Linked DNA regions of Mus musculus: region 1 is linked to region 2. A link is a loop called in an ENCODE intact Hi-C map of the cell type or tissue named here. Cell type or tissue: left cerebral cortex. All regions are shown on one strand.

Region 1 (2,500 bases), 110 kb after region 2:
AGAAAAGCATATCAACCTTAAAGAATCACAGAGCAAATACATTCACAATGGTAACATATATCTGGCCTATTAATAGATATCAAGTCAGAGACTTTATAGCGTTTTTAAGTTACGATTATCAAAAATAAAATAAGGTATGCAGTATCTTCCATTAAATCTACTGATAACATTTGAATAAGAGTGTGGTATGGTACTGAGTGATCTCATGTAAGTGTCTCCACTTTCATGTTTAATGGAGCCCTTCAAAGTCAGAAAAATACCACTAAAATTAGACATGAGAAAGGGTAAATGGTCATATTTCCCTCTATTATTGCATTCAACTCTACAGCAGCAAAACTGTTTGAAATACACACACACACACACACACACACACACACACACACACACACACACACACACAAAAGCATAAATGTAGACTCAGATGTTCTTGTTTGATAAACCATTTGATTCTATATTTAAGCAAATGTGACATATATCACCTAAATGGAAAAATGAGAGAAAAAAAAAGCTATAAGTTCAACTACCTATACAGCATTCTCAAAGTCATTTGATAAATGAGCAGAAAATAATTTATATTGCTCTCACTGACTCTCATATCTTTTGATTTACAAATTGCCAAAATCAGTGTTACACTGCTGACTTTTATAAATAGGTAACTTGAAGAAAAAAATATTTTTCTGGCCAAATTCAGTTAATTTTAAGTATAAATGTGGGTTTGGTACTACAATTGTAAAACTGTAGCAACTGTAAAACTGTGACAGTGAGGTGTCTCCATAGGAAAGGTTACTTGGCTCTGAGCTCGACAGCCTGACTTTGATCACCAGGACCCATATCATGGAAGAAAAGAACTGATTTGAGAAGGTTATCCTCTGACTCTGCACATGCACCTTGCTATTTGTATATAATACTTCTTTACCTGCTGATCAGCTCCTAAAACAATTAAACAGCAAAATAAACTGGGAACTATAAACACCTTTATAAGTTCAGTCATAGATAATTTTAGGATAAACATGATGTTGGTTGGATACAGTTTAGTATGTGAATGCCTCTGTGTATATATTCCTACCCCAACCCCTGCCACTTCCTTTCTTTGTTGCATATTTTTGAAACAAAGTCTTATGTAGCCTAAGCTATCCTTGAACTATAGTTTACATTGAAGAAAAGAAATGATATTCAATTTTTAAAATTCTTATTCAAAAGAAATATAATATTCAATTAAGAAAATAAACATTCTTCCACATCTATGTATTTCTGGAACATGTTTATATTTATATTTATAATTATATTTGCAATGTTTTATAAAAGTAAATTGGATTTATACTTACAAGGATCCAGGCTCTAATGCAAATTACTATTAAGTTAAATAATAAAGCTAATAGACTCTTGTAAAAATTGAATCTCCAGGCTGAAGCTTATTTGAGCTACCTTACAACCTTACAACTTCATGGACCAGCATAAGCAGCTTAAATAGCACATAGCTTTAGAAAGATTGAGAATTTTTGTTCCTGTGGCAAAGGAATAAATGAATAGACTTTATACTCTAGACAAAACTGTAACCCTGTAGGTGTTATGTCCTCCAGTTATAAGCATACAACCCTAGATAGATTGTTTTTTACGACTAATGTTCAAAATTGACACAGCAATACTATTACTCAAAATTCACAGTGATATACTAGGCATCAAAACAAAGACCAGATCAGTGCATAGTAGTTGGTTTATATGTAATAGTTCTTATACATTCTATATGTCTAAACTATGGTGGGGGTGGAGCTTACAGCATTAACATGCCAATCACTGAATATTGTAGTGCTACCTAGTACTAAAAGATAGCAATACATCATCTAAGAAGAGAAGGTACAAAGGAGTCTATAGAGGAAATTCAAGAGACTGAGTACAAACATCCAGGTAAAATATTAGCCTGCCTGGAGAGGTGGCTCTTTGGTTATGAGGACCAGCTGCTTTTTCAGAGGACCGAGAATCAGTTCCCAGCACTCAGAGTGGGAACTTGTAGCGTCCTCCTCCAGTAGAAGACAGGGCATCAAGTGAGGGATGGGGTTGACATACCACAGTCAAAAACTCTGACCCATAATTGCTCCTGTCTGAAAGAGCTACAGGGACAAAAATGGAGATGAGCCTGAGAAAAATGAGGTCCAGCAACAGGCTTAAAGTGGGATCCAGCTCAAGGGGAGGTCCCAAGACCTGACACTATTACTGAGGCTCACAAAAAGGGGCCTGTTATGACTGCCCTCTGAAAAACCCATCAGTTGAAAGAGTCAGATGCAGATATTTGTACCCAACCAATGGACAGAAGCTGATGAGCCCTGTGGTTGAATTAGGGAAAAGTTGGAAGAAGCCAAGAAGGGCTACCCTGTAGGAGAACCAGCAGTCACAATTAACCTGGATCCCCGAGATCTCTCAGACACTGGATCATGAACCAGGCGGCACACATCAGCTTAAATGAGACTCCCAACACATATACAACAGAGGACTGCCAGGTCTG
Region 2 (2,500 bases):
AGTGATTCTGATTTGTCTTGGGTGGCAGGTGCAATTGAAAGCTCACACAACTGTTAGTTGGAGTCTTCAGTTTCTTGACATTTAATCCTCTCACTGTACTGCCTGACTATCTCTATAGCATGCCAGTTGCCCTCTGCAGAATATGTGGTATAAGATGCATAGACAAGCAAATGCTATGGTATATTTTATGAGTTATTGTGACAAGTCAAAGACTGTCACACCACACTCTAGAAAATACCTACCACTCCAGTACTTATGTTGGGGTTGATGTGTTTACATCCTTGGATCTGAGAGGAATATGTAAAAGGAATATTCATTGGCATATGAAAACCATGAAAACCATCAAAGCTAAGTTATATATATATATATATATATATATATATACCTGTATTAGCCTGCTTTTCTATTGTAGTAAAACTCCACGATCAAAACAACTTATAGAAAGAAGTGTTTGTTTAACTTATGCTAACAGAGGGATAAGGGTTCATCATGGAGGGAAAGTACAGCAATAAGAAGCAGCCATGGAAGCTGAGACCTCACATCTTGAACCACAAGCATGAAGTAGAGACAACGAACTAAAAATGTGAGTCCTTAAACTCTTAAAGACTACCCCAGTGACATTCTTCCTCCAGGACCACACCACCTAAACATACTCAAACAACATTACCAACTACAGATCAAGTGTTCAAGTGCCCCAAGTATTCACTATGTACTTGAATTGGAACAAAAGTCTTGCCAAATAGCTTTAAGAGCTACTTAAGGCATGTCTCCAAAGTTAATTCAGCTCTTCCTTCCACAAATAATATAGACTTCTAAACAGACTGACCACACATAGCACACATACACAACTCAATTTGCCTCTTCTGTTGAATAATTTCTATGTTCATTTTCCCCAAAAGTGACCTCAATGATCTCTTGTTTTCACTATCCTTATTTCTGTTACAGAGAAAGTAATATTCCACATCACTTTTCCATTTACAATCACATAGGGCTTGGGCTATGTCTTTCTTTTTTGTGTGTTTCTTGTGCCTAACAGGGTCTTATCCATCATATGTACAATGATGATATAAAAATGATAACACTGTTTTATGAAATTATTTAATGTATTTGTCACTTTAAAAATACCTAAAGGTGATTTCTAAAATTTAAAAAGGGAAAACTTTACTCATCTTTTCTATAGCCATCTATTTTGTAATGACAAATTCTACAATTGCCTAGGCAGATAGTAAAATCAAAGCAAACTATCTCCTGGAACTCAAACACTGTGTGCTCAATAGACTTCTCTGTAGCAAACTTTTTTCCTGCTGAAAGTGATGCAGACACTGCGGATCTTTTCAGCTACTTCCTTGCACAAGTCTGGGAAATTGGACATGTTTCTTCACCACCACTAGGTGGCCTCTGCCACTTATTTCCAAGATGGTCTCAACTTCTTGTTTATTTTGAAAAGATTTTATTCTTTTTCTCCTTAATTTTTAAAAAAATGATTGTCAGTGTGTTTTATCCTACTCTTTTTTGAATTCCAACTCCTCCAAAATCTACCACACATTACATGTTACATACTTTAACAAACACAAAAGTTACAAAGAAAGGAAGGAAGGAAGGAAGGAAGGAAGGAAGGAAGGAAGGAAGGAAGGAAGGAGGGAGGGAGGGAGGGAGGGAGGGGAGGGGAGGGGAAGGAGGGAGGGGAGGGGAGGGAGAGAGGGAGGGAGGGAGGGAGGGAAGGGAGGGAGGGAAGGGAGGGAGGGAGGGAGGGAGGGAGGGAAAAAGCCACTAAAACCATGAAGTCTGATTTGTGTTGACCTTTATCCTAATAACCCATAATACTAATTCTATATCTTATTTCTTTAAATAAATTCTCTCCCTATCAACACCCTCTTCTCTTACTAGCAACTGAGCCTTTGTGGGTTTTCTAAGTGAAACACACACACACATTTAAACATAAAATCAGAGATCCAAGCACATATATGAGAAAATAGGAAATGATTGTTATTTTTGGCCTGGGTTCCCTCACTCAGGGTAATTTTTTTCTTACTCTATTCATTTCTCTGATAATTTATTATTTTTTGTGATAACTAAATAGCAATTCCATTTTGTGAGGTTATCACATTTTCATTATCCACTCATCAGTTGATGAACATTTAGATGGTTTCCACTTTCTAGCTATTATGAGTAGTCCAGAAATGAACAGGAATGAGCAAGGATCTCTGTAGTAAGACATAGAGTCCATGAGTAGTACAGCTGGATCTTGTGGTCTCTATACTATCAGCATTTTGCAGAACATCATGCTGATTTCCATCATGACTGTATAAGTGTTTTTCTTTTCCTGTATCTTTGCCATTATCCGCTGTCATACATTTTTATTAATCATGGTCTTTCTCTCTAAGGTAACATGAGAATTTGAAAGAGTTTTAATTTCTAGTTCCCTGATGTCTACAGATGTCAGGGTCTATATAGACTTTAATATTGTACATAATTAGTCTTAGAAATGATGGATTAAGAT

The links. Hi-C counts contacts between places; a loop is a spot of excess contacts. Peaks named below come from ENCODE experiments on the same cell type or tissue, not always from the same donor. Only the 100,000 strongest peaks of a DNase experiment are listed, where the experiment ranks them.
Region 1: it touches region 2 in a loop (2.4-fold over the local background); 2 of 42 quality-filtered maps call a loop at or near these places.

The regions. Positions count from the first base shown.
Region 1 is chr6:60,673,881-60,676,380 of GRCm38, forward strand. No RefSeq gene overlaps it. Among named protein-coding and RNA genes, the nearest start is that of Gm35386, 88 kb to the left of the region's middle. In left cerebral cortex, no CTCF peak of the experiment used is centred here; no DNase peak of the experiment used is centred here.
Region 2 is chr6:60,563,085-60,565,584 of GRCm38, forward strand. No RefSeq gene overlaps it. Among named protein-coding and RNA genes, the nearest start is that of Gm35386, 22 kb to the right of the region's middle. In left cerebral cortex, a CTCF peak has its summit at 1,379; a DNase peak (open chromatin) is centred at 1,370.